Linked DNA regions of Mus musculus: region 2 is linked to region 1. Evidence: chromatin loops called from intact Hi-C (ENCODE). Cell type or tissue: heart. All regions are shown on one strand. Each heading gives the region's core, and the rest is flanking DNA. Links, peaks and the distances in the headings are about the cores only. Region 1 has its middle 9.1 kb from the start of Gm31612. Region 2 has its middle 83 kb from the start of Gnat3.

Region 1 (15,796 bases), core at 5,319-7,818:
AATTCTTATTCTTGAAAGACTTGCATAGGCACAATACCTGTCTAAGAATAACAATACTAATCTCAAATTTTGTATCAATATACAGATTTATACCAATGAAAATCTTAATTCTATATTAAGCTAATTTCTGTACTAACATAAGAACATATAACTTCAACTTTGCATCAATTATAAAGATTTCTACCAGGGCTGGAGACATGGCACAGCAGTTAAGAGCACGAGAAGAGCAGTACCTCTGAGTTCAATTCCCAGCAACCACATGGTGGCTCACAACCATCTGCAATGGAATCTGATGTACTATTCTGCTATGTCTGAAGACAGCTGCAGTGTATTCATATAGATAGAGATAGAGATAGAGATAGAGATAGAGATAGAGATAGAGATAGAGATAGAGATAGATATATGGATATAGATATAGATGTAGATGTAGATATAGATATAGATGTAGATATAGATATAGATATAGATGTAGATGTAGATGTAGATGTAGATGTAGATGTAGATGTAGATGTAGATATAGATATTTGGATATAGATATAGATATAGATATAGATATAGATATAGATATAGATATAGATAGATATAAAATTCTTTAAAAAATAAAGATTTCAACCAATTAAGATTATGGCTACACAATGCTTAGTTCAATGCATTTAGTAATTTATCTGATATATTTCCTCCCTGTTTAAAATTAAAACCATTTCCAAATTATCTCTTAAAATGACAACCTAATTATAATTTATTAAATAATTATAAGCAGACATCCAAAAGCAAGGAATAATGATTCTCCACAACTTATTCCTGCTGAATAGGGTGGATGACATTTCTTCAAAGCTGAAGAAAAAGTAGGAAAAATAGGAGATTTGGCTAGGCCTTAAGAAAGCCAAGTCAACAACAATTGCTATTTAGTCTCTGATGCCTAAGTTCTGACTGGATCCTTCTGAAAGGCGGAATGAGGCAAGATGATTTGGAATCCATTCCACTAGCAGTCCCGGCAGGTGAGTTCAGCCTGTCTGAGGATAAATCTCACCAAAGCTGTACGCTCTGCAATATACAAATCTCAAAAGGGAATTTAAGTATCGTCAAGATATCTGTATGGATTGTGTGAGTCTGTGTAGGGTGTACAGACGAGCTAAGAATGAAATTCTGCTCCTTGTTTGAGCATGTGAAAGACAGTCTTTTTTTATGAGCCAATTTTAATAATAGCTAATCATAAATCTTCATTCATGCCATGTGAAGGATGACACTGAGATGCCAAACCATTTAAGTTCAGACTCCAGTTTAGAGAACCTGAACTAAGTTTGAACTCAGGTAAAACTCAGGCTAGTACCTAGAACTAGTTTCTAAGTTACCCCCCAACAAAACCTGAGCATAGCTCCAGTCTCTAGGCTAATCCCCAACAAGGCCAGTGCTTCCAGGTTACACCCTCAACAAGACCAGTGTCTCCAGGTTATTCCCCCAACAAACCTGCACCCCAGGTTACAAGCCCACCTTCTGCCTAAGGACCATCAATGCAGAAGGGAGCGGAAGTTAAGTTTATGACATGACTCCAACACCAGCCACAGTAGCTTTCCAATTAGATGCTTGCTCAGGTACTCCCTGCTTGCTGTTTACTATAAAACCTTGCCCCATAGACATTCGGAGGCTCCCCCACGACCAAAACCGTCCTGCATGACAGCAGGCAGTGCACTGGGGTGGGGTGGGACGGCTGAGCTAACTTGACTAGAATAACGGCCCTGCTCTGAGTTGCATCAGATCAGCTCCTGTCTGTGTATTGGGAGATCATTAATATTTCCCTGGCACAACAGCACAAAGATTCTTGACCTTTCCTGTTTGATTTTCATGAAATTTTCTAGTTCTTCAGGGGACCTCCCCCTGTCATATCCGATCCATTCAGCTCTGGAAGGGATCCAAAGCCTAATTACCTTTTATAAAATCACAAACATAAAGCTTTTCTCCCAAATTAGCATGTCCTTTAGCCAGTAATGAGAAAAACCTTTAGCTTGACCTCTCTCCCAGAGGAATAATACAATAACCACAAAACTCAAAATCATAAATTTTGATAATTAAAACAATTTGAAACAAATGAAATAAACTAAACAAATACTATATGAGCCTATTCATAGGCTCTTTCTTTTTCTTTTTACATGTTTAACATTTATTTATGTATCATTTAAATATTTATTGTGTGTGGGCATGAGGAAACCACAGAACACATGTGGAGGTCAAAGGACAATTCAATGATTTAAACAATGTTACAGCTCATTCGTTTCTCCCTAGGTGGCCCTGCAGACTTGGCTGGACTTGCTGTGCCAAGGTCCATCTACTGGCAGTGTTAGCCACGGACCAAAGACCTTTTCTGTGGAGCTTGGCTACAGACAATAAAAGTGCTGAGTAACTATTCAGACTCTCATGGATTCGCCTGAACCACCATGCTAACCGCAGTGCAAAAGCAGCAGCAGGAGAACTGCAGCTGGGTGATCAGGGACATTGGGACATTCACTGAACCCTCACTCTTGTCTGTGCCTTCCCAGGGCAAGTTGACCTAGTCAGCAAGAGCATGGGATGAGCCTGTATAAATACACATTTGTTGTCACTCTTGAGAAGAGTTTTAGAAACTCTTCATGGTAGAGGAAAACACTTTGCCCCATGCCCAGCCTATGCTGTCTGCAGAGAGGCAATCCATAGGCTTTTTCTAATCTGTCATGCCAGGATATTTAACCCAAAACTCCTGTAGAGACCACATTCAAAGAATATGAGTTATCCTGCAAGACATCAAGACTTCCCCAAAACATATCTGTTTTCACACAATCTTCTTAATGTTCTTTGTTGAAGGCAGCAGCCCTTTCTCTCTACCTACCCCTAGCTCACCTTATTCTGCACAGCAGGAGTCCCAGCACCTTTGGGTCCAAACTCTTTGTGTTAGTTCTGAACCACAGGAAGAATTCCCCACTTGTCTCAGGCAAAATCTATATTCTCTCTTTCCTTTAAAAACAACTAAACCAAACTTAGCATTGTATCTTATGATATGCCTGCTTGGAGGAAGCAGGCTGATTTTACTTTGGCTCTCTGCCTCAGAGCCACTATCCTGTCTCTTTTCACAGCAGGAGAGCTCAGAGCCTGTGAGCTGAGAAGTACAGAGGGTTTGAAAGGAGGTATGCAGCAATGGAGAGGGAGGAACTGGGATTAACCACTAGAAAGTCCCAGATGCTGGGGACCCAAGAGGTTCCCAGGACCCAACAAGGAGGACATTAGCCAAAATACCCAACAAACAAAGAGGAGGAAGAACCTGTAGAGACCATATCCAGTGGATAGGCACAACCCCTGTTTAGGGACTGGGGCCACCAACCCGCCTAAAAAATATTAATCCAGAATTTCTTCTGTCAAAAGGAAATGCAGGGATAAAGAGTGGAACAGAGACTGAAGGAAAGACCGTCCAGAGACTGCCCCACCTAGGGATCCATCTCATCTGCAGACCGCAAACCCAGACATCATTGCTGATGCCAAGAAGCGATTGCTGACAGGAGCCTGGTATAGCTATCCCCTGAGAGGCTCTGCCAGAGCCTGACAAATTCAGATGTGGATGCACTCAGCCAAACATGGGACTGATCGTGGGGACCCCAATGGAGAAGTTAGGGCAAGGACTGAAAGAGCTGAAGGGTTTTGCAACCCCATAGGAAGAACAACAATATCAACCAACCAGACCCCCCCCCCCCAATGCTCCCAGGGACTAAACCACCAACTGAAGAGTACATGTGGGGGGATCCATGGCTCCAACTGGATATGTATCAGAGAATTGCCTTATTGGATATCACTGAGAATCCTAAATTAGTAGTGGATTTTTTACTACCATGTTGGACATCATCTGTTGCTTGTAAATTCTAAAATGCCTGCTTAGTCCAAGTTCCCAGCTATGATCACAAAACAGCCACCGCCATGTTGCCAGTTGGTGTTTTCCTGAGAGCCACCCATTCCTCTTTCTGTCTACCACTCGAGATATGTGTTCCATTGGCCGACAGCTCTGGTGGCTGGCTCTGCCAACTGTGACTGCAAAGGACAACCTCTCAGCTGAGCCCTCTCCCTTGCCCACCTGAATCATTGTGGATGAAAAACACCAGAAAATCTTAATATTTTTAAGTCAACAAGATGACACAACCACTGGGCTTAGAATCTATTGTCCTAAACCCATCAGCTATTCTATATTAGAATTCATCCAGTGGCAGAGGCTGCCACCGGTTCTCATAGCCCCCAGGTCCACATGGTCTCCGTGCCTGTCCTCCAAAGCCTGGCCCCCAAAGCCCTTTATCTCTCTATTTGTTCACCTTCTCTTCATCCTGGGACCCAGAAAACCCTCTTCTATATGTTCGCTCAGCAATTACCTTCTGCTATCTTTATTGGCCCAATAAAGAAACAATTAGGAAACCAGATTTTAGTTATCTCCTCCCCCTACAGATTGGACTACTAATTTATGACTAAACCTAGCTCTAGAAATGGAAGTAAAAATTTGAATTGTGTATTCTTTTGATGAAATCCTCATTTTCATGTGAGCAACTAGTAACACCTGAAATACTTTTATCCTATGTCCTAGCATCCTAGCTGTGCGTCAGAAAAGCTTATCTTTCTCATTCAAGGGAAATTCTGGCCAACAACATGCAAAAAATAAATGCTGCATAGAGAAACCCAGAACTATCTGAAAGACAGGCCTTTCCCATCAAGTCTATTAATAATTCTCCCAAAGGGGCAAGTATCTAGTGTCAGAAGTCAACGGCATTGTGAGTGTATAATAGAAAAAACCGCGGTTAGTCTGAATTTGGGGCTTGTTGGCTCACATCAAGTGATTAGTCAAGAGAAAAGAACAAGCACAAAGAAATTGGAAGGGAAAATTATTCATTGGTAGATGATGAAATTACATGCTGAAAGAGCCTTCGATAAAATACAACACCCCTTCATGTTAATAGTGTTGGAAAGATCAGGACTCCAAGGCACATGCCTAAACATAATAAAAGCATTATACAGCAAACCAATAGCCAACATCAAATTAAATGAAGAGAAACTTAAAGCAATTTCACTAAACTAAGGGATAAGCCAAGGCTGTGTACTCTCTCCCTACCTATCTAATATATTACTTGAGGTTCTAGTTAGAACAACTAGGCAACAAAAGGAGGTCGAAGGGATACAAATTGGAAAGGCAACAGTCAAGATATTACCCTTTGTGGATGATATGAAAGTATACATGAGAGACCCCAAAAATTCTACCAGAGAACTCCCATAGCTGACAAACAACTTCAGCAAAGTGGCAAGATATAAAATTAACTCTAAGAAATCAGTAGCCTTCCTCTACACAAATGATAAACAGGTTGGGAAAGAAATTATGGAAATTACACCATTCACAATAGTCACAAATAATATGAAATATCTTGATGGATCTCTAACCAATGAAGTGAAAGATCTATATGACAAGAACTTCAGGTCTCTGAATGAAGAAATCAATCATAGAAGACCACAGAGGATGGAAAGATCTCCCACACTCATGGATCAGCAGGATTTACAGTAAAAAATGGCCATTTTACCAAAAAAAAAAAATGCAATCCCTATCAAAATTTAACTCAATTCTTCACAGAGATAGAAAGAGCAATTCTCAACTTTATCTAGAATACCAAAAAAATCAGGATAGCAATAACAATTCTCAACAGTTAAAAAACTTCTAGAAGAATCACCATCCCTGACCTCAAGCTCTAAAATAGAGCAATAGTGATAAAATCACATGGTATAGGTACAGAGACAGACAGGTTGATAAATGGAATAGAATTGATGACCCAGAAATAAAGCCACACACCTATGGACACTTAATTTTGAGAAAGAAGCCAAATCCATCCCGTGGAAAAAACAAAGTATTTTCAACAAATGGTGCTAGTTCAACTGGCAGTCTGCATGTAGAAGAATGCAAATTGATCCATTTTAATCTCTGTGTACAAAGCTCAAGTCCATGTGAATTTATTACCTCTTCCATCATTATTTAGTAATATCTACAATGACAAACTATCTATTGGCAGGATATGATTGATAAATTCTTCTTACACCCGTAACTGACTAGCATGTAGCCGCTCAGCTGTAGTGCAAGCTGAGGCATGAGTGACTGTTCCACGTGGAGGAACTGCAGAGGGAGAACTTCATTCAGTAAGGACATTTTAGAAGCAGCTTCCTTGCATTGGAGCCAGATCAGTTTGGATTAGTGAGGTAGCTAGGGATCTGTATGTGGGCAGGGACTAAAGGAGGCTCTCTGTCTTCTCTGTCTCCTGTGTTCCTGCTCATCTCCCTTCCTAAATCCATTGTCTTCTCCTCCTCTTCTTGCTCATCCTCCTTTTTTGCCTCCCACTTTCATGAGTTCACCCTCAAAATAAAGCTTCTCATAGATGTGTTCAGTAAATCCTCAACTGTCACTTTTGTCAGTGTCTAGCCCTTGTCCTTAGCAGAGAGCTTGGCAAAGTTTCTTCTGGCTGTTGTCTTTTAATGAATACTAGCTTACTGTTGTCCCTGCTCTTCTTAGCCAAGCATTCCTTTCAGCTCCCTCCAATTCTTTTGGAATTCCTGTTCTGTGTTGAAGGGAGTTGGCTGCTGGAAACATCCCAGAACCTTTGACCTAATGATTTACAACATTTACTTAATGACACAAAAGAAAACAAACAAAAGAACATTTTTGAACCTCCCTCAGAGACTTTCCCCATTGCCATCTAATTTTAGAGCGTGCTTCAGTTCCTGCTGTGGAGGTCCTGGAAATGGTCCTTTCACACAGTATTGTCAAATTTACAGAACATGCAGGACCATATGGGCCCAATGTTCTGTTTGTGGGGTATTGCACACTTTAACCTTTCCCTTTAAAATTTAATCAGCACGAGAGGAAATAAACACTTTGGCCCATTGTACACTGGGAGTGACATCCTCCCTCATTTCCCCGATGACAAACAGGCTCCAGATAGCTCCTTTTACTGCAAAGAATCAGGTTGATTTCCAAAATCAATCTGCCAGGGATTTCTTTTTTTTATTGGATGTTTTCTTTATTTACATTTTCAATGTTATCCCCTTGCCAGGTCCCCATCACTCCCAAACCCTGTATCCCATTCCACCTCCACCTCCCTCTGCTTCTGTGAGAGTGCTCCTCCTACTCACCCACACACTCCCGCCTCCCTGCTCTGGCATTCCCTTATACTGAAGCATCCAGCCTTCACAGGAGCAAGGCATCTCCTCCCATTGATGCCCAACAAGGCCATCTTCCAGACAGGGGGTTCTCTCACACAGAAGATAACTGCATCTAATATCAACCCAAAGGCTGAGCCCTATGTCGAACTGTTTGTAGAATTCACAAGTCAATTTACGAATAAAATAGCTCATGACATAGAGCTCATAATTGATATTTGACCTGAAATGGAACTTAGAAGGAAAACATACCGAGAGGGTAACATGGCACTTATGGAATATGAGGCTGTACCGAACACTACATTATTTAAGACACATTTTTCACTCATATGTAACACATGTGAGTGACATTGCATATAACATTTTTGATGGTTACTGAGTTTTATTCAAGTAAGCATACCCATTATAATCTTCAACAGAGATATTTCACATTTAACTCTCTCTTTTCTGTGAAGTATTTGAAATAAAGTGTTGATGAATGTAAAACCTTTGAAAATGTAAGTGGTGACCACATACTAGTCTATGTATGGACTCAATATTATTCAATATACTATTAAATGATATGTTTAATATGAACTTAATATGTTCTATTAATATGTCACTTAATAAAATTGTCTTGTAAGGCAAATGAGTCTTAAACACTGATGTAATTAAAGCTATTGAGTTTAAAGAACTTGTTTAGTCTCACAAAGTATGCCCAAGTCACAAAGTATGCCCAAGTCAGTAAAATACCATTCTGGTGTCTCCTGTGTTTTTTTTTTTTTTTTCCTCACTGTTTCTATGTACACACAATACACATATGAGGGAGGCCTACATCTTGTCATATGTGTTCATTCCTATGAGCCCTGTTTACAGGAAGAGCATATGTTGGAATTATGTTCTATACAACTAACTCCATGTTCACTGGATGCCATTCCTCTTTCAGGTTCCATTTCCATTTTAGGCTTCTCACCTTCTGCTTCTCTTCTCTACCTTCATCCTAATCTATTGTTCATCTCTAGCTAAGGGTAAGAAGCCACTGTAGTTCAAAAAGAAGGGCAAGACAGAACAAAATAAGAAACGTGTGCATGTACACAGACACAAACACATACACATATATACATACACACATGCACATACAAATAAGCATTTAGATATTTTCTTATGAAACCAGATAGCTTCTCCCTATAGAGAAAATGAATGATTTTCTAGTCAGATACCATGTACCAAAGTTAAATCAAGGTCAGGTAAAGTGTTTAAACAGTTTCATAATCCATAAGGAAATAGAAGCAGTCATTAAAATCCTCCCTCTTACACGCGTTCTCGCGACCGGCCAGGAAAGACGCAGCAAACCAGAATCTTCTGCGGCAAAACTTTATTGCTTACATCTTCAGGAGCAAGAGTGCAAGAGCAAAAGCAAGAGCTTTATTGCTTACATCTTCAGGAGCAAGAATGCAAGAGCCAGAGCAAGAGAGCAAGAGCAAAAGCAAGAGAGAGAATGGCGAAACCCCGTCCCTTTTAAGGATTATCCTCTGCCTAGGACGTGTCACTCCCTGATTGGCTGCAGCCCATCAGCCCAGTTGTCGTCACGGGGAAGGCAGAGCACATGTAGTGGAAAACTACCCTTGGCACATGCGCAGATTATTTGTTTACCACTTAGAACACAGGATGTCAGCGCCATCTTGCAACGGCGAATGTGAGGGCGGCTCCCCACACCTCCCAACCAAAAAAAAAGCCCAGGGTCAAGAGGTTTTAGTGAAGAATTCTACCAGACCATCAAAGAAAACCTACTACCAAGTCTCCTCAAACTAATTCACGAAATAGAGATAGAAGGAACCCTACCTAATTTTTTTCTTTGAGGTCACAGTTACCATGATACGCTGATACCTAAACCAAGAACCCAACAAAGAAGAAAACATCAGACCAATCTTGCTCATGAGTATCAATGCAAAAATATTTAATAAAAAAACTCTTGCACACCGAATTCAGGAACACATCACAAACATCATTCACCATAAACAAGTAGGCTTCATCCCAGGTTTTCAGGGATGATGCAATATACAAAAACCCATCAATGTAATCCACTAAGTAAACAAACTGAAAGAAAATAATCACGATTATCTCATTTGATGCTAAAAAAGCAGTTGACAAATCTTCACGTTAAAAGTTAACTTTATCGATGAATGGGACCTCATAAAATTGCAAAGCTTCTGCAAAGCAAAAGACACCGTCAATAAGACAAAAAGTCCACCAACAGATTGGGAAAGGTTCTTTACCTATCCCAAATTGGATAGGGGACTAATATCCAATATATATAAAGAACTCAAGAAGGTAGACTCCAGAAAATCAAATAACCCCATTAAAAAATGGGGCTCAGAGCGGAACAAAGAATTCTCACCTGAGGAATACCGAATGGCAGAGAAGCACCTGAAAAAATGTTCAACATCCTTAATCATCAGGGAAATGCAAATCAAAACAACACTGAGATTCCACTTCACTCCAGTCAGAATGGCTAAGATCAAAAACTCAGGTGACAGCAGATGCTGGCCAGGATGTGGAGAAAGAGGAACACTCCTCCATTGTTGGTGGGATTGCAAGCTTGTACAACCACTCTGGAAATCAGTCTGGCGGTTCCTCAGAAAATTGGACATAGTACTACCGGAGGATCCCGCAATACCTCTCCTGGGCATATATCCAGAAGATGTCCCAACCGGTAAGAAGAACACATGCTCAACTATGTTCATAGCAGCCTTGTTTATAATAGCCAGAAGCTGGAAAGAACACAGATGCCCCTCAACAGAGGAATGGATACAGAAAATGTGGTACATTTACACAATGGAATACTACTCAGCTATTAAAAAAATGAATTTATGAAATTCCTAGGCAAATGGATGGACCTGGAGGGTATCATCCTGAGTGAAGTAACCCAATCACAAAGGAACTCGCACAATATGTACTCACTGATAAGTGGATATTAGCCCAGAAACTTAGGATACCCAAGATATAAGATACAACTTGCCAAACGCATGAAATTCAAGAAGAACGAAGACCAAAGTGTGGACACTTTACCCTTTCTTAGAAATGGGAACAAAACACCCATAGAAGGAGTTACAGAGACAAAATTTGGAACTGTGACGAAAGGATGGACCATCTAGTGATTGCCATATGCAGGGATCCATCCCATAATCAGCTTCCAAATGCTGACACCATTGCATACACTAGCAAGATTTCGCTGAAAGGACCCAGATATAGCTCTCTCTTGTGAGACTATGCCGGGGCCTAGCAAACACAGAAGTGGATGATCACAGTCAGCTATTGGATGGGTCACACGGCCCCCAATGGAGGAGCTAGAGAAATTACCCAAGGAGCTAAAGGGAACTGCAACCCTATAGGTGGAACAACAATATGAACTAACCAGTACCCCGGAGCTCTTGTCTCTAGCTGCATATGTATCAAAAGATGGCCTAGTCGGCCATCACTGGAAAGAGAGGCCCATTGGACTTGCAAACTTTATATGCCCCAGTACAGGGGAACCGCCAGGGCCAAAAAGGGGGAGTGGGTGGGTAGGGGATTGGGGGGGATGGGTGGGTATGGGGGACCTTTGGGATAGCATTGAAAATGTAAACGAGGAAAATACCTAATTAAAAAAAATAGCTAAATTGAAAAAAAAAAAAAAGAGCAGAGGTGTTAGATGCCAGCGGAGTTACAGGTAGTCGGAAGCCACCTCAGGTAAGTGTTGGGAACTGAACTCAGTTCAGTTCTGCAAGAGGAGCAATTATCTGTCTCTCTAGCCCTTCACCTGGATTTTCTTAAAACCTTGGAATCTGGAGAGTTGACTTGGGTTCTCGTCTTGTGTGACATGTACGTTACCAATTGTTCTCTCTCCAGCTTTGAGTCTGCAGATTTGTAAGAACAGGAAGGAAGGAGCCTTGGAAACTGGAAGGCCCCAGCACCTGTGACTCTGCTGCACTCCTCACGGCATTGCTGCCTGAGTGGAGGCTTCAGTTTCTCTCCGTCAGTGGTTCATACTTTGGACTTTTCCTCAGAGTGGGCTTCATAGGCTTTTTCTACCTGTGACTCTCTTGAGCTGAGAAATTTTTATATCATCCTGAGTATATAGTTCTAAAAGATAGGCACATAAATCAAACATTGGCTGATCATTATTCATAAAGAGATTTATTTTTGGTAAAAACAATTTTTGGTATATATGTAATCTATCACTATTAAAGATGACAAAAAAAAAAGTTAACTTTATATGCCTCAGTACAGGGGAGCGCCAGGGCCAAGAAGTGGGAGTGGGTGGGTAAGGGAGTGGGTGGGAGAATGTGTGTGGGACTTTTGGGATAGCATTGGAAATGTAAATGAAATAAATACCTAATAAAAAAAATTTTAAAAAAAGTCTTCGAGACATCAGGAACTCTGACTGACCTTCAACCCAGATTTTTTCCAAAGGCAATTATCTTTCAGTGTTAAAGGAGTAGCTGATTATCTAGGGGAAACACAAAAGGAATGTGTGTACTTGTTTCTTCAGTAGATAGAGGAGCTGTGCAACAAAATTATAGCCAGTGGGAAATAGGTGAAGTGTTAAGTGTATCGTCCAAGAACTGTCCCTGAGGGACAATTTTTACTTCCTACCTGACAGATGGAAAGCAAAGGCCACAGCTGTCTCTAAAACAGGAAGCCTTGACTTAAGCAGGAGACACACCCATGGTCAGGAACACTGGAGGGTCCTGGATTCATTCCATGTGGGCGAGGAAGCAAATACCTGTTTCCCCCGAGATCATGCGGAGATTCATGCGGAGATTCATGCTGTTTGATGAACACATTCCATTTGACACAAATATGCTGAGTTTGATTCATCTGTCATTTCAAAATATTTGATGACCTTTATTCAATTTCATTCCTAAAATGTGTAAATTTCTTCTCTTTTCTACAGTTCTAATGTTTTATTATCTTAGATACTTATTTTTATAAATAGGTTATTATTGGTTGTTTTTTCTTCTGGTAAATGTCTTACATAGCTGAGAGGGGAGTCTTTATACATTGCCATTTAGTGTTTAATCTCAATTATGCTATTTACTAAAACTAATTATATAGTAAACCAATATTCTTCGGTCTATCTGAATGTAAATGTACTTAACTGAAAACCAAAAATATTTGTCTAAAATTTTGAAATAAAAAATACACTAATGCATATAAAATTCCAATTAAACCTCATTTTCCTTCCAATTTCTAAATAGAATTTGATATATCAAAGATGGGACTAATTTTGTGACTTCCAGAGTTACAGATGAAAGCTAAGAATTAATGTAGTTTAACTATGGGATGAAAATTATATTGTCCACATACACTACATAGCAGCCTTAGTTTAATAGATAAGGACCATAGGAACTTCTATTGCTCATTGAAAAGACTCCCCAGAGAAGCTAACTCCTAAACAAAAAAGACTCATGTATATGTCTTAAAATTTAGACTGCTTACACAACAGTGACATAAACATCTGTTGTTTGATTTTGTTAAAATATAACACTCTTTAATGCTGAATTAAATTAATTAATTAATTGAATTAATTATTACTGAACCTGGTGGGTGTCTTTTAATATTCATCGCAGGATAAAACAATTAGAGTCACAAAGCTGTAGCCCATTTGCAGAGAGTTTGTTCTTCACCACAGATGAAGCTTTGCGTTCCCCGTCTCATACTAGAAAAAGAGTCAGCCAACATTGTCACTTAAAAGTTTAAAGATAACTTTAATTGTCAGATTAGGGTCGTCGTATAAATAATGCTAATAATGGGCCAGCATACTAACTGAAAAACATGAAATGAGAAATAATCATGTTTGGAAATAGTCTGAATTTTCTGAGGATCTTCTTTCTTGGTTATTAAGTGACTGGGTTATATTGCCAGTGTCTAAGAAAAAGCTGTTAGGAATCTCACTTATCTTTAAGCAGCTTTCACCATTTCCAACTGTCTTTCCTAAATAATTAAGAAATATGAGTCAGAATATTACAATAAATAATTATGTAACAGTCTGTGGAATTCAGATATTTGAAGAAAGGAGAAAGCATTCTTTAAAATGTGTAGCCTCAATGTCAAGAATTGTAGATTGAGTCTATTTGAGGTGTATTGAGGGAAATCTGGCTAAAGATATATATTATTGGAATTACTTTGATTACTAGAGTACGTTTCTTTCAATCTGGCATGGGATATTTGGTGGAGCAGTAACATTCAATGTTTTATTTAGGTAGTATGGTTCCATAGAAAAGGATTTTGTTCCTTATCACAGAAAGTAGGCTCAAACTATTTGTTAAAGGGTGAACATGTCAGTTCCAGTGTGTCCTTCAGTCTTTGTCTGTGAAGGAGGGTATGGAAATTGTCATAGGCAAAATGATTGTGGGCAAGTTCCACAGAAGAAAGAAACTGCAGAGACTGAAATAGGTACCCAGTAACTAGCCCCAACCTACCATGCCTTGCTGAAAAACTCTTAATATCCTTTTGGAGAGAAAACAGGAAAAATTATGTATTTAAAAGATGAGGATTTAGAGATTTTGATAGGTGTAATTATACCTTCATTGCTATCATATAGAAAAAGATGTATTATAACGTGTTTGTACACATATGCCTTCAGGAGAGTGGAGATAACAGTGGTAACCTGAATTGTGGCAGGCAGGCACAATCTTACTTTGTGGTAGCCATAAAATGGTTCCATAAACTTTACAAAATTGTATATATTGTGTCCTCAGAAAAGTTCGGGTAACGTAAAGTCATATGTTGTAAGTGCAAAACATGAAATGGTGTGCAGTCTGTACTCTTGTTGGTGTGTGGGCAGGGGAGCAGGACATCACTGTGTGGCCCAGGATGTTCTCAAACACATAGAAATCTGCTTGCTTCTGGCCCCAAATGCTGTTGACTAAAGGCTTAAGACAGCACACCAGCCAGTCTGTGTTCTTAACTAGAATGGATACATTTATAAACCTTTCTAGAAGATAAAAAGGACCATATTTTCCTGTTTTTTTTTCCACTTTCAACATTTTTTTAAATTTCACAACTCTGCACAAAATTACTGTACATTAAAATAATAAAAACAAATATACTAGTTCACTTGCAACGTATCTTGTTTCGTGTTACTTTAAAGATGGCTTCACATGCCAATACAGTAGGTTCTATGGATATACAGATCTATTTGCACTAAGTTATATTATTACTTGTTATGTTTATACAATAACAGGGATCTGATCCTTACTGCTATTTACAATATATGCAACTATATAAACACAGAACAATAATATATAGACCACAAATGTCTCATTACAAAAATATGAAATAAAGATTATTTTTCTCTCCACTATTACATCGGTTTGGAGTCATAGACTTGATTTCTCCACAAGTTTCTAGTCTGCTACCCTCAGCATGCTTTTTGGGTCTCAATATTGAGATTCTTCAGAATACTCCCTTAATATATATTGTATTCAAAGCTTGCAACTCATTTGATAGAGTTCCAATGCTCTTCTTAGAAATAAACTGCTTACGAAATCCAAATTGAGCACTGATCTCTTATAGATAGCAGATCCAAGGTCTAGTAACTTGTCCTGTTCCTTACAGGGCATGCCCCATTGAACTCATAAGACCCTTTTGAGTGACCTTTCTATGAGCCACTGTTGATAAATCTTCAAGTTCATTCAAATGTTTCTTTACATAAAATTCAATCGTCTCCATCTGAAGCTGAATTTTTCAGGCTTATCAAACATTGTGCTTCTGACCACACGTATTGTTTTCTTCTTTTTCTCTTTTTTTTTTTTTCCATTTTTTATTAGGTATTTAACTCATTTACATTTCCAATGCTATACCAAAAGTCCCCCATATCCACCCACCCCCACTCCCCTGCCCACCCACTCCCCCTTTTTGGCCCTGGTATTCCCCTGTACTGGGGCATATAAAGTTTGCAAGTCCAATGGGCCTCTCTTTCCAGTGATGGCCGACTAGGCCATCTTTTGATATATATGCAGCTAGAGTCAAGAGCTCCGGGGTACTGGTTAGCTCATAATGTTGTTCCACCTATAGGGTTGCAGATCCCTTTAGCTCCTTGGCTACTTTCTCTAGCTCCTCCATTGGGAGCCCTATGATCCATCCATTAGCTGACTGTGAGCATCCACTTCTGTGTTTGCTGGGCCCCGGCATAGTCTCACAAGAGACAGCTACATCTGCGTCCTTTCAATAAAATCTTGCTAGTGTATGCAATGGTGTCAGCGTTTGGATGCTGATTATGGGGTGGATCCCTGGCTATGGCAGTCTCTACATGGTCCATCCTTTCATCTCAGCTCCAAACTCCGTCTCTGTAACTCCTTCCATGGGTGTTTTGTTCCCAAATCTAAGGAGGGGCATAGTGTCCACACTTCAGTCTTCATTCTCCTTGAGTTTCATGTGTTTAGCAAATTATATCTTATATCTTGGGTATCCTAGGTTTGGGGCTAATATCCACTTATCAGTGAATACATATTGTGTGAGTTTCTTTGTGAATGTGTTACCTCACTCAGGATGATGCCCTCCAGGTCCATCCATTTGCCTAGGAATTTCATAAATTCATTCTTTTTAATAGCTGAGTAGTACTCCATTGTGTAGATGT
Region 2 (15,796 bases), core at 8,896-11,395, 120 kb before region 1:
CTTTTTCCTTGTGTGGCTCCTTTAGAAGATAGAGTTTGGCTACATTTTTAAACTCAACAAATTTTGTACTTTATGTAGAAGAAAAATATTTTACTTAGAAAAGTTCTTTCATTCATGGTGACTTCACCACTTGAATTTGAGCATTTCTTAGAAAACTCTTGCTTTTGACTCTAACCAGAAGTAAATTCACTATGCATGTATTGAATCCTATAGGCAAGCACATGCAGAAGTAATAAGAAAAGGAACCTACGAGCAAATAGCTTCAGCTTAAGCTAAGCAATGCTGTGTGTTCAAAAGCCACCCAGGCTCCAGAATTTTCATGAGTCCATCAGTGTAAAGAAAGAACATTACTCATGCCACACACACACATACCTCTTAAATCTCAGTTACTCATAATCCTGTTGTGACCAAAAGTTTAACAAGAAATATTTTCAGTGAAGAAGGGATAATGTTTGAAGGAAAGTAGTTCATCACACTGGGGAACACATGGCCACAGTAGTGTCTGGTGACAGGACTCATGGCATCCACAGTCAGGAAGTATGGTGAGATGAATGTGAACTGGTGGTCAGCTCAGATTCTTCTTTCATACACTGTTGAACCCATGGGATGGTGCTGCCGATATTGAGGGTGTGTTTGCCATCCCAGCTAAACCTTTTTGGAAACACCCCAATAGGCACACCCAGAAGTGTTTTTCCATGGTGATTCTAATTATACTCACGACCAGATTAAATTGACTAGTTAAGTTGATTAAGACTAGTTGATTAAGATTAATCATTACATTCTCCAATTTTAAAGGGTGATAAAATAATAAGTTTACAGACAACATTTCAAGTTTAGGGTTAAACGGTGATATTATTTTTGATCACTTCAATTATAAAGCATAAGTTGTAGGCCAGTCACTCAAGCTTCCTTTACCTCAATCTCTTTATTTATAAATTACATAGAGTAATATTTATCTTCCCCAAAGCCTGGAAATTTGGGAGGAGGAATGAGATAAGGCACATAATGACTCCCAAAGACCATAAAGCTTTCCTTACCATTCATGCTTTACATTGTAAACAAGTCATTAAACATGCTTAGAAAATATTTTAAAATAAGAAAAAGAAAATATTTAGATATGTTAATTCTAAGATTTATGTGGTAATACATAAAGATACTTTAAGAATTCCTATTAGCTACATAGAAGGGAGTGAAAATTGAAAGTGCACATTTGATGACAAGGAGTGTTTTCCTATTCTTCTTTAGTGCCAAATACTTCAAATGATATATTTCTTATCTCACCTCACAAAGCATTATTTTGCTATTCTCTCTTCGTTAGGCCTATCTTTACAATTTCCCTGCATTCAGATATTGTTATATCTGAATGTGTATTCCAGAAAATGGAGAGAGATATCAGCCTCATTTCTGATCAGATTGTTGTAGACAGTATCTATGAGTCCTTGTCTCTTTTACTAGTTTGACAAGAACAAGTGGTAGAAAACAGTACAGAGTTTTTCTCTGAAAAACAATACATGCTGTTTACAAATAAACAATAGCAGAAAATGCCTGCAACCATTATCAAAGCAAAATTAGCTTTAGCAAAGTCTACAGTTAGGTATAACAAACAAGAGAAATTTACTGAGCCTTTCTCTGTGTGTTTGACTGATCATTTAATCCTTAAGCAAAATAGTTCTACTCCTGTCACATGCCTTCATTTTCTGGGAGGTGTAGAAAGTTCAGTGAATGAAGGTCATTTATGACATTAAATAAAAATAACTGACATTATTTTCTCATTAGAGGCAATAACTGTCACCTACATTCAGAAGTAAGTTTGCCATCTTTTCCTCCACAAATAGATATATCACTTCATTGTTAGAAGATGTGTGGACACCTTGGTTGTGTATAGGTAATTATAAACATTCAAATTATCGTATTTTCCATTTGTGAACTAGGAAAGTAGAGATTTTTCAGATAAAGGAAATGCAAGATTACAAGCTTTGTGTCATAATGAAATTTTAAAGAAAAAATGCAATGTGTCTGGTTGCCATGTTAATTATAAAACAATTCTAGTGTTTTATGAAATTTCTCTAATCCATGGTCTAGGAAAAGATGCTGTTGGTAGAATTCTCTCCCTAGTTTCAGAACCTCAGAGTGTGAGAGATGAGAAATGAAATATATTATACATAAATATTTGGAAGTTACAGAGTTAAGGGTTTAGAGATGAAAATAGAGCTATTAATAGAATTTACAGTTTTTCAAAATGAAATTGTTTTAAGAAAAACAATTTTTGAAATTGTTTGAAGAAAAACAATTTTGTCAAATTTTATATAGCTATTTAATATTTTAATTCTACTTTCATAATTTTATTGTTCACACAAAGTATAGAATTCAATCCTTTTTAGTTTATTCATGCTTATGTGACCATCATCATAGTCTGTTTTCATCTTATTTTCTTCTGAAAGAAATCCTTTACTTAGTAGTAGTCCAGTAGTATCAGTACCCCACTATATTTCAGAGTAGTTATTATTTGAGACTCTAGAAGAGATTTTTTTTCCATTCTGCATAATTTATGTATGTGCAATTATATAACATATGCTCTTTATGACTGGTGCCTTTGCTTAGTCTAAATTTTTAAGGATTATCCATGTTTTTCATGTACCAATAACTTCCTAATTGTCTTAATTAGGGTTTCCACTGCTGTGAATAGACACCATGACAAGGCAATGCATATAAAGGGTGACATTTATTTGAGGCTAGGCTTATAATTTCAGATGTTCAGTCCACTGTCATCATGGCAGGAAGCATGACAGCACCCCGGCAGACATGGTACTGTAGGAGCTAAGAGTTCTACATCTTGATTTGAATTCAGACAGAAGAAAACTGGTATGGGTTTCAAAGCCTACCCCCAAAGTGACCCACTTCCTGTAACAAGGTCACACCTACTCCAATAAGGCCACACCTCCTAATAGTGCCACTCCCTGGGCCAAGCATATTGAAACAACCACACTATTAATATCAAATTTCCACTGAATTTACAATATTATTTGTCCATTCATCTGTCAATAAACAATTGTATTATATTACTTCTCCTTTTTTATCACCTTAAATATTACTGCTGTGTGTAGTTTTACACAGGATTTTGGATTTTAAAAGACATTTTTCTTCTAGGAGACACATGTCTGACTGGAATTATTAGGTCACATGGTGACTCTACATTTATTGATAAAAAACAGTCAAAAAGTTCTTCAGTAAAGACTTTACCAGACTGTGTATTTATGCCAGAAGTGAATGAGGTTCCATTGACTCCACTTCTTCATTGACACTCATTGCTGTTTGTGATATTGACTAGAGCCATTCTAATAACATAATTTGATAGTGATTCCGCTTTTTGTTGGAGTAATAAGGTATAATGTTCAATAGTTTTTTATTTGCTTATTGGGTATTTTTAGAAATATCTATCCAAATCCTTTTCTTATTTTTACTGAGGTTATCTTTTTTATTAATGAATTTTAACTGTTACTAATCAATTCTAGGTGTCTTTTATTAGATCAGCGACTTGTAAATCTTTTCATCCACATTGTAAATTTTCTTTTGCTTTCTTGTTAGTACATATTAAAATATGCAAAGTAAAAACAAGAACAGAGAAATTTATATGGTTAGGTTTATCCATTTTTAGTTGGTTTTTATTTGCTTTGGGATCATATCTAAGAACCATTGCCTTACCCAAAGCCATAACATTTACATCTGTGTGTTCCTTTAGTGGTTCTATAGCTCTTGAACTTGGGCTCCTGATCTTCTTTTTGTGTATGGGCTGAAACCAAGGTGCACCTTAATTTTTTTGCATGTGGATATTTACTTATGGCATAGTATTCTAAATAAACATGTGAAAGCTTTTCCAATATTCTACACATAATTTCTTTTGTTCCTAAAAGTCACCTAGCCAGAATTTCTTCTCGTTTCAGTTATATTCTTAGTTTTGGGTGAATTTTCATCTGGCAAAGCCACTGACAGATTTAGCTTTAAGCTAAGCTTCAATGTTTCTAAGCTATTTGACAAGTAAGCTTTCTTTAATATCTTAAACAAAATTCCTACGCTTGACAGTGAGTTGCCTTCTATATATAGCCCTGCATCAATTTCTATAGATAGAAGGATGTGGTCATATTTATGGATAGTGTAAAGTCACAAGCTGATTTTGTAGCCAAGTTTAGTCCATTCTAGAATATTCTGCCATCGAACAATGCCCATAGTCCTTAGAGTCTATTCCTTGCTGATTGATTTTAACTGTTAATATGGTGGGGTCATAATGCCAAGTTGTCTAGTCATATATATATGTTTGTACATTTCTATGAGATATTATTCTAAGTGTGCATTATATTATATGAGTAGAGTCGCCAGTAAAGCAGATTGTCCTTTATGACATATATAGGTCCTATATGACCAGCTGGAGGTCATAAGAGAAGAGATGGAGCGCACCAAATAGGGAAAAAACTTACTTCCAGATTATAACATATACAATCTAAATTAGTTTTCAGTCTTTGGGCTTCTGACTATATCAGTTCTCAGAATTTTCAGCCTACTAGTCTGCTCTGTGGATTTCAGAATTGCCAGCCCCCACCATTTCCCTAAAATAAATCTCTGTATATAGATACACATCTTGTTCTGTGTCTTTGGAGAATCCCTCCTACTATTGTAAGTGTTACAGCTCTGGGGGAAAAGGTTTTCCCAGTATAAGTATTGTAGCTCTGAAAGGAAAGGTACCCTAGAAGTTGAGAGCCAAGGAATATCACAAATTCAATCTGGACAACAAACCTCACACAGATTAATTGGTAAAAACTCAAGAGGGTGGTTGCCTCTACTCAGATGAGAAGCAGAAAAGAACTTGAGAGGAGACTGATTTTATATACATTTCTTGTGTGTATGTGTGTGGAGGGGTGGCTTTCCACAGTGGCGTGGGATTGGTGGAATTTTGTGACCTAATCTGGGGTCAAACCCCGGGATTGGTGGATTTTCAAAACCCTACAGCTATAGCATGTGGTTGAAATTGAGAGAGGTATTTTAGGTAAAATATTAGGGCTACAATATAAAGAAGAGCGATGAAATACATGCTGATGATAAAATCAGTATCTATATATCTGAAAAAATTTTCAGTATCTGGTTTTAATACCAAATTTATTCTGAATATTTTACTTTAAACACCACTTTATGTTGACACACAAGGCAATGTACTTAAATATCACAAGGATTGTTTAAGGCAGAAGAAAACTCCTGAGGGGTGTTGTCCGCTCTTTACTTCCTGTTAAAACATTAGTACCTTTTAATGACTTACTTTCCTTGGTTTTGAAGAAGAAACACATGATATTATTTAGCACAATTCCACTGTCTATATATCATGCAGAGCAAAACGTCTTCAAAGTACACCCAAGCTCTATCTCTAACATTAACCTGATAAAGCTTCTCCTTGTTTTTGTAAGTAAATTTTATGCTGGTAGAGGTTTCCAAACATTTTTCAGGATTGCAATTTGTTAGCTGTTAGGTTTATTTTCTAAAACATTGCTAGAAATTTTTTTACTAAAACATTTTGGACATAATTACACGCTTATTCACATGTATTTGCCCAATGATATTCTAGAACAGGGGAACCTGTTCTAATGTCTAGGAAATACCAAGGAATATGGAAGTATGATAAGAATATTAATTTATTAATATTAATTTATATAATATAAATACATACAAACTGTAATATAATTATCCACACTATTTTAGAATTTCATTTATTCACTCCACATGGCAGCATCCTTCCAGCACTCCCCATGAAGATCCTGCCCCTATTCTTCCATCCCTTCTCCTCTGAAGCCCCCATGTATCATCTCCCCACATACCCCACGCCCTACCCTCCCATTCCCTTCACCCCCTACCCCAGCCCCAGCTCATCAAGTCACCACAGGATGAGTTTCACTTCCTCCCACCAGAGGCCAGAGTTCGTGGTCCAGTCAAGGGAATGGGATCCACAGGCAAACAGCCAACAGATTCAGGGATAGCCCCATTTCCAGCCATCGGGTGATCCACATGAAGACAAAGCTGCACATCTTCTACATGTGTGCAGAGATCCTAAGTCCATCCTGTGCTCTCTCTTTGGTTGGTAGTTTAGTCACTTGAAGCCCCCAAAAGAAACTTGTTACTTTTCTCTGTTGATCTTCCTGGGGAGTCCCTGTCCTCTTTGGGAGCCCTTGATCCTTCCACCAATTCATAACTATCCAACATTTTTTTATAATTTTTATGATGGACAACACTGAATTGATGTACAGCATAGAAAAACTGTTGGCACTATCATGGGAAATGGAGAACTTTTAGGAGGTTGCACTTGGTTGCAAGAAGTAGATTCCTGGGAGCCAGAGACATCAAGATCGTACGGTTTACATATAGCCTGGTTCTGCTTCCTACTTGACCTCTCTGCTTCCTAGTCAGAGAAAAATGACAAGCTTGACTCTCCCTCCTGCAGGACTGGATAGGATACTCTCACCTTATACCTTCCTGCTATACTGGATTAGATCCCCTGAACCAAGAGTCAGGATAAACACTTCTTCCCTCTACTTCTTTCTTTCTTTCTTTCTTTCTTTCTTTCTTTCTTTCTTTCTTTCTTTCTTTCTTTCTTTCTTTCTTTCTTTCTCTCTCTCTCTCTCTCTCTCTCTTTCTTTCTTTCTTTCTTTTTAATATTTTTTTATTACATATTTTCCTCAATTAAATTTCCAATGCTATCCCAACAGTCCCCCATACCCTCCCCCCCCCTTTACCTGTTTCTACAGTGTGTTTTATCACAGTGGTTAAGAAATTAACTATAGAACAAACAAATGATGACCACAAGCGGAGAAATGAAAGGTTGAACAACTACCCATCTTTCTCAAAGACTTATGTTCAAGGGAGAGAGAAATCGGCTGGGGAAATTTTATTTTGGCTCCAGGAAATATTAAGCAACTCCTTAAATTATAATTATTTCTTTGACAATTATTCAGCATGTCTTTTATTTCAAGAACAATTGTATGGGCTTTCTGCAAAGAATTTAATTATTTTTTAATCCTAAACTATATGTAACATTCCTTTGTTTTTATGGATGATAAAACAAGAGGCAAGACATATAGATAAATTACCGAAGATAACAGTAAATTAAGAGTTTATGACCACATATCTTTAACTCTGCTTAATCATTAGACTAGTTTTTCCCTTGTGTTTCCTTAATTTTTTTCAGACATGGAAAGAAGATATAATGTAAGTAACAGTTTGAATGGGTACAGCGTTTATTGATAGGCTAGATTTGTGACATGTTTCTGTCTAGAAACTCAGAAAGGAACAAATAAAGGTTGAAAATAGAATATGAAATCGTAAGCTTTGCATTGTTGTGTCCTCAATTTCTGTCTTCAGTAGAACTGGGGAAACCATGACATGAACTGAATGCTTGCTAAAGTAGTACACATGTGCATGTCTTTGATTTCCTGTAGTTATTAGCAATGCATGCTGCCACATGCAAACATAAAGTGTACTTGTAAATACTGGCGGGGGTGGGGGGAGAAAGAAACTGACAGGAAGGAAGAGAGAGAGAGAGACGACAGAGAGGAGACAGAGACAGAGAGACAGAGAGAATGGAAAAGATAAGCCACATTGCACACAAATTGAGAAGAAAGAAGTATGGAATATTTGGCAAAACTCACAAATTTTATTCCTTATTATATCTTCCCTAGTTCAATGAGTTGTGTCTATTTGAGAGTTACAAGGAACTCCTGAGAAACTGAACTAATTATGTTCATCTGAAGATCTTAAGATGTTTTAATATAAAAAAAAACCCACAATCCTTAAAATTGAGAATCATAAGAATTTTTCTTAGTCAATTCTTGGGAATAGGCATTAAAGGTTTTCTAGTATCTAAAAACCTGAAGATTGATAAGAAAGTAATATTCATCATTATTTATGTGAGAAAGAGAAAAATGATGACATCACTACAATACCTGTTCTATTTTAAAGAGCTATTGGGGTAGGAGTGTGTGTGTACGTGTGTGATGTCTGTATGTAGTATAGTGTTTATAGGAAACATTTTAGGTTTACTTTCTTATCATTTGGGTTCACATTGCTGATATGACATTAAATGCTCCATTTTTCATAATTTATTTTATTTTGGATCTAGATGTAGGGCCAGGAGCATTGGGTATAGAAGGTAAGTCCTCAGTAACTCACTTGCCTCCCTTCCTTAAATTAATGCCTATTACATTACTGTTGAAAAAAGAGAGACTTTAATTGATTGTGTCACACAGCTATTGAAACTACCATTCAAATTTTGCCTTAAAAAACTCTGTCAGAACCAAAATACCACACCACCTCACTGTCCTGACTCAGTACTCAACTATTCGAGTGTACCATGTAGATTGTTTTCTTCAGAGTTAAGATTCTCGAGAATGATGGAGAGCAACATTCCTGAACAGACCATAAATAACTTTTAAACTTTTTGTGCATACATCTCCTTCAGGAGAAAATCTCTAAATCCCACATTGGTGATTGTGTAGGAGGCGAGGCTCACAGGTAGACAGTACACTGCCCAAACTGACAGAGAATGACATCCTGAAAGAACTCCACCTCCTGCTATTCCTGACTCTGTGCAGTCCTCATCATTGTCCTCTTTCTCCCTCTCCTCCTTCTCCTCCTCCTCCTTTTCCTCTCCCCCTTCCTCCTCCCCCTCCCCTTCCTTTTCCTCCTCTGTATCTTCTTTGTCTTGGCTTCGTACCCAGGCTGACTTCTCTGATCAGTGTCCTGTCCCAATCTTTCAGATGAGATGCATATTTTCAAATATAAGATTCTGCACAGGGAGCTCTAACCACTCGGTGAAGTCCGTTTAATAGTGTTTGTACTTTCTAATAGAGCTTTGGACATGTTAACTATTTAATTAAGATATAATTGAAGTGTAATGTGAAAATTGTCCCTATCTAAAGTGCATTGTTTGATTTATTTTTGCCATTTTTATATCAACCTTTGAGACCATCACTTTAGGATCACATACAACTCAGAGATTTACTTGTGGCTTTTGTACTCTGTTCCCTACCCCTACGTCCTGTCCCAAGGCAACTACTGTCTTGCTCTCTGTTATTACTCTGCAATTCAGAGAATTTAAAAATGTGTGCATGTGGGGAGGGGGAACTTGTAGAGTCCACCTCCAGTGGAGGGATGGGGTTGCCATCCCACAGTCAAAAGCTCTGATCCAGAATTGTTCTTGTCTGAAGGAACTACAAGAACAAAAATGGAGAAGAGCATGAGAGAAAGGAGCTCCAGTGACAGGCTCAAATTGGGAACCAGCTCAAGGGGAAGCCAGGAGCCCTGAGACCATTACTGATGCTGTGGTATGCTTACAGACAGGAGCCTAGCATGACTGTCCTCTAAGAGGCCCAACAAGCAGCTGAAAGAGTCAGATGCAGATACTAGCACCCACCTAATGGACTGAAGCAAGGGACCATTATGGTTGAATTGAGGAAAAGCTAGAAAAAGCTGAGGAGGAGGGCAGCCTGGTGGGAACACCAGTGGTTTCAACTGACCTGGACCTCCGAGATCTCTCAGACACTGAGCCACCAAAGAGACAGCATACTCCAGCTGATATGAGGCCTCCAACCTACATACAGCAGAGGACTTCCTGCCAGATCTGGCCTCAGTGAGAGAAGATGCACCTAATCTTTGAGAGACTTGAGGCCCCAGGGAGTGGGGAGGAATGATGAGGTGTGGGTAGGGGGGTGGAAATCAGGGTTGGGGGTTGTGAGGTATTATGTGGGGAGAGGTGGGGAAGGGGGATCAAGTCTGTACTGTAAAAAAAGGAATAAAGAAAAAAAAAGGAAAGAAAGAGAGAATCTGTGCATGCAGAATTTAGAAACTGTGCAAATATCAACAGGCAGAAGGAAAGATATTAACTCAATAGTATTTGCACAGATAAGAGAAATGATAATGCATTGCAATAAACCAGTATTTCACAATGATACAAAAAAATAAACTTTTGACACTTATAAGAATACACATAGCTTTGATTCTCTATCTAAGCAAGTTTATACAGTTAAAGCTGCTCTTTAAGTCAGGAGTTCTTAGTGTAGCAGGGGGAAGAGGGAAGACTTAGCTTACCTACTAATTGTGTAAATATATATATGTATATATGCAGTGTATTATGAAGGAGCAAAGGAGAAAGGAATAGTACTGGAAGCCACTGTACATGTGATTTACATTGTATTTCACAGCATCTTGTTTTTCTAACTGTAGTTCTCAGCTCCTACTAGGTGTTTACTATACATATTGGCAGCATGACAATATCCATTATCTACAAGTATGTTCTTTCCAAATGCTGGACTCTCATGAGTAACAGATATGGATACCTTCTTGAGATACAGACTCATTTCAATTTCAAGTGCTATAGACAGGCCCAGAGAACCTGACCACCAGGGGGCGCCTTCCATTCATGAAAGGAACTTTCCCACTAAGTCGCTGAAAAATAGGAGCTAGCAATATGTGAGTAACAATGATTAAAGAAATAAGGGGCCATGGACTTTAATGAAGCAAGTGTGTCAATATGGAGGGTTTAGAAGGAGGAAGAGGAAATGGGAATAATGTAATTATATTATAATTTCAAAAATTAAAACTATAAAAAGTAAAAAGGGAGTACTGAGGCCATACCTCAGTGTTAGGGAATTAGCCTTATGTGCTTGATGGAGGAGGAGGAGGAGGAGGAGGAAGAGGGAGAAGAGATGGAGGAGGAGGTCTGTGGGAGAAGATAGAGAAGAGGGGGAGAAGGAAAGAAAAATGTTTTATGTGGAAAAAGAGAAATGTTCTGGGAGGCTGTTGCTTAGTGAGTAGAGATGTTTGCATGCTGACAAACATAAAGGGCCTAAGTTTGATCCCTAGGTCCTACCAGCTATCAAGAGAGAATCTCACCATACACACTGTCCCCTCAAACACACACAATTCAATAGACAAGGGATGGTATAAATCATGCTGTTTACAGTTCTTATGTCGCTACAGCCCAATTTCTTTAATGATTTTAATTTTTAATAGGGTTTGCTAATCTCAGATATCTACTGTATATTCACTCATGAACTCTCTTTGTTGTTCATTCTGGGTAAAATGTTTTCCTTGTTGTTATGAAAAGATTCTGATTGGCTATTCTCAGATGGTTTCCAACAAGTTCACGAATCCCATGACCTTTATCAATGTTTATGAATCACAACTGTCTACTCTTCTCAGGCTTACAAACTGTTTCTCTTGCCTCTCTACCTTCCCTCTTCTCCCCATTTGAATTCCATCTTGTTTTGTTTCAATTAAAAATTCTGTACTGATTCTTAGATTCTTTGTTGTCAACTTGATTACACCTGGAATTAACTAAGACCCGAATGACTGGGAACATCTTTGAGGAATTGTTTCTTTATTAAATCATTTGACATAGGAAAACTCACTTTTTTTAAAATATTTTTTTATTACGTATTTTTCTCAATTACATTTCCAATGCTATCCCAAAAGTCCCCCATACTCTTCCCCCCCCCCCACAACCACTTCCCTACCCACCCATTCCCATTTTTTGGCCCTGGCGTTCCCCTGTACTGGGGCATATAAAATTTGTGTGTTCAATGGGCCTCTCTTTCCAGTGATGGCCGACTAGGCCATCTTTTGATACATATGCAGCTAGAGTCAAGAGCTCCGGGGTACTGGTTAGTTCATAATGTTGTTGCACCTACAGGGTTGCAGATCTCTTTAGCTCCTCGGATACTTTCTCTAGATCCTCCATTGGGGGCCCTGTGATCCATCCAATAGCTGACTGTGAGCATCCACTTCTGTGTTTGCTAGGCCCCGGCATAGTCTCACAAGAGACAGCTATATCAGGGTCCTTTCAGCAAAATCTTGCTAGTGTATGCAATGGTGTCATCGTTTGGAGGCTAATTATGGAATGGATCCCTGGATATGGCAGTCTCTAGATGGTCCATCCTTTTGTCTCAGCTCCAAACTTTGTCTCTGTAACTCCTTCCATGGGTGATTGTTTCCAATTCTAAGAAGGGGCATAGTGTTCACACTTTGGTCTTCGTTCTTCTTCAGTTTCATGTGTTTTGCAAATTGTATCTTATATCTCGGGTATACTAAGTTTCTGGGCTAATATCCATTTATCAGTGAGTACATATCATTTGAGTTCTTTTGTGATTGTGTTACCTCACTCAAGATGATGCCCTCCAGGTCCATCCATTTGCCTAGGAATTTCATAAATTCATTCTTTTTAATAGCTGAGTAGTACTCCATTGTGTAAATGTACCACATTTTTTGTATCCATTCCTCTGTTGAGGGACATCTGGGTTCTTTCCAGCTTCTGGTTATTATAAATAAGGCTGCTATGAACATAGTGGAGCATGTGTCCTTTTTACCGGTTGGGACATCTACTGGATATATGCCCAGGAGAGGTATTGTGGGATCCTCTAGTAGTACTATCTCCAATTTTCTGAGAAACCGCCAGACTGATTTCCAGAGTGGTTGTACAAGCTAGCAATCTCACCAACAATGGAGGAGTGTTCTTCTTTCTCCACATCCTCACCAGCATCTGCTGTCACCTGAATTTTTGATCTTAGCCATTCTGACTGGTGTGAATTGGAATCTCAGGGTTGTTTTGATTTGCATTTCTCTGATGATTAAGGATGTTGAACATTTTTTCAGGTGTTTCTCAGTCATTTGGTATTCCTCAGGTGAGAATTCTTTGTTTAGCTCTGAGCCCCATTTCTTAATGGGGTTATTTGATTTTCTGGAGTCCACCCTCTTGAGTTCTTTATATATATATTGGATATTAGTCCCCCCCCATCTGATTTAGGATAGGTAAAGATCCTTTCCCAATCTGTTGGTGGTCTTTTTGTCTTATTGACGGTGTCTTTTGCCTTGCAGAAGCTTTGCAGGGAAAACTCACTTATAATATAGATCTTTGAGGTGGGGAGGAAAATCTTCAATTTAGGTCTTCCGAGGTTGGCAGATCCACCTCTAATCTGAATCACACCTTCTGCTGGCATCCTGTATCAAGGACTTGGAAGAAGAAAACCCTCTCCCTTTTCCTGCTTGCTCTTACCCTTATAAGCAAGTCCATTCCTTTACTGGAATTAGAGACTACTTCTTGAGGATTCCAAATACTGAGGACAACCTTAGATATAGAGCCTCATGAACTTAACAAGTACTGGATTCATAAATTTTCCATTCATAGGCAGCCATGATTGGATCAACTAAAAGTCATTCTATAAACACACACACACACACACACACACACACACACACACACACATATATATATATATTTGAGATTTTCTCTTCCCAGATGTCTATGTCAATCTCTCCTCTCTCTCTTTCTCTCTCTCTTTTTCTCTTTCTCTCTCTCCATATATATGGAGAGAGAAAAAGAGAGAGTCATTCTATCTGGAGAAATCTGACTGACACACTAAACATTTTTTGATCAAACTGAAAATAAGTCATACTTTAGTGAATTGTGCATCACAAGTGACCTAGGCTCCTGCCCTCAGTCAACCCTCCCCATCTGCATGCATCTTTCACTTCTTGTCTCTGTATTTTTGTTTGCTCCAGATGTTTTACAATTAGCCACATTGTCTCTCTTACATAAAAAAAGCACTTGTGATATTAATTAGAAACAATCTTTTGCTTGAATCATCTGGAATAGTGTATGACAAAGGAAAACTTCAGAAAAAAGTAGAACCAGAGTCTTTCTGCAAATGCAGAGAGACAGATTCTTGAGAAAGAAATGATTGGCTTACATCACCACAAATGCCTATATTGACATGCAAGTAGGTGTGACGGTTTGATGACTGTGTTGGTTGATTTTCGTCAACGTGATACAACCAAGATATATCTGGGAGGAGAAAATTTTAATTGAGAAAATGTCTCCATCAAATTGACCTGTGGGCAACTCTGTGGGGACATTTCCTTGACAATTGCTTGATATGGGAGGGTCCAGCCACTTAGGACACTGCTATCCCTTGAGAGGGATTTTCTTTTTTGTTGTTTTGTTTGTTTTGTTTTGTTTTGTTTTGTTTTTTGGAGACAGGGTTTCTCTGTGTAGCCGTGGCTGTCCTGGAGCTCACTCCATAGACCAGGCTGGCCTCGAACTCAAAATCCACTTGCTTCTGCCTCCCAAGTACTGGGATTAAAGGGGTGCGCCAATATTGCCCAGCAAGAGGTGATTTCTGTAAGAAAGCAGGCTGGTCAAGTCCTGGGGAGCAAGTCAGTAAGCAGCCTCTATTGCCTCTGCTTCAGTTTTCATCTCCACCTCTTTGCCTTGATTTTCCACAATGGTGAATGATGACAAGAACGTATAAGGTAAAGTAAACCCTCCCATCCAAACTTTGCTCTGGATTATGGTGTTTATCATAGTAATAGAAGACTAACTTGGAAGATGAGAAAGAGAGAAAATGAACACCAGGCTCCTCAGACTTTGCAACAAACAGGGAAATCATTCTATTTAAAACATTCTAAGTAAAGAAAAAACTAACACGACAAGTATTTATTTCTTGAAGACACACTATCATTTAAACACATTTTGTGAATTTGTAATCAAATGGAAATGAAGCACCCTAAGAAGGCAACGATTTTAATGTGTCATAAACTTACTATTAACTCGTTACCATTAGCAGCCATCATACCTCAGCCTCTCACAGCATCCATGAGTATGATTTGTAATATTGTTATAACTCTACAACTAAGAAGCTGAAGCTTGGGGGTGATAAAATAAATTAGAAAATAGACACAAGGGCTGGAGAGATGGCTCAGCAGTTAAGAGCACTGACTGCTCTTCTGAAGGTCCTGAGTTCAAATCCCAGCAACCACATGGTGGCTCACAACTATCTGTGATGAGATCGGATGTCCTATTTTGGTGTGTCTGAAGATAGCTACAGTGTACTTACATATAAGTAAATAAATCTTTTTAAAATAAGGAAGGAAGGAAGGAAGGAAGGAAGGAAGAGAGAGAGAGAGAGAGAGAGAGAGAGAGAGAGAGAGAGACAGAGAGAGAGAGAGAGAGAGAGAGAGAGAGAGAGAGAGAGAGAGAGAGAGAAGACACAAATTCAGCTCAGGGCCACTGAGAGCATGGGCACAATGAATTGAGGGCACGGTAATTTCCCAGGACTGGAGGGAAGTGCCCCCATCATACCGTAACTTCCTTAAAAGATGTCTCTGTCCATAGAGGGGTAAAAAGAAAAGTAAATTCTTTCTTTCTCAGAGAAAGTTTTGATTTTTATCACTCCTGATATTATATTTCCAAACACTTTCAAGACAAGGGTGGTTTGGGGACAGGGTGAATCTAAATACTTGGATGCACAAAAAGTTGCAAGTGTGTGGAGAATCATCTTCCAGACAAGTGACAGTGGCAGCAAGCTTCTATGTCTAAAAGGGGCAGATGTTAGAAATCCAAGGATTGTATCTGGGATGTACCATGAAAATATATACTAGACTCTGTCGCTGAGACTTTAGGAGGGCAGGTTATAGACCTGTGAACATGGGGGGGGGTGTACAGGCTAATTCAGGTGATGCTGAGGCTGTTGCTAATGTTTAGATAATTCAAGACAGAGCTAAGCATTTGTACAGGAGGTAAGGCAAAGAAAAGAGAAAGAAAAAGCAACAACATTCTCAAAAGAAGAGAAAGCAGAGAACATTTAGAGGAGTTTTAGAGAAAGTTGGCTGGAAGGCACATCCTTTTTGCAAAAGAAGAAGAAAAAACACAAACAAAACCTAAAAAATACTTCCAAGTGTAATAATTCTGCCAGGTTCAGCCACCTTTATT

Evidence for each region. Peaks named below come from ENCODE experiments on the same cell type or tissue, not always from the same donor. Only the 100,000 strongest peaks of a DNase experiment are listed, where the experiment ranks them.
Region 2: a loop joins it to region 1, with 5 times the contacts of the local background. A loop is called at or near these places in 2 of 42 quality-filtered maps.

Annotation. Positions count from the first base shown.
Region 1 is chr5:17,915,227-17,931,022 of GRCm38, reverse strand. No RefSeq gene overlaps it. Among named protein-coding and RNA genes, the nearest start is that of Gm31612, 9.1 kb to the left of the region's middle. In heart, for the core only: no CTCF peak of the experiment used is centred there; DNase peaks (open chromatin) are centred at 6,722 and 7,172.
Region 2 is chr5:18,037,850-18,053,645 of GRCm38, reverse strand. No RefSeq gene overlaps it. Among named protein-coding and RNA genes, the nearest start is that of Gnat3, 83 kb to the right of the region's middle. In heart, for the core only: CTCF peaks have their summits at 10,219 and 10,426 (motif pointing right); no DNase peak of the experiment used is centred there.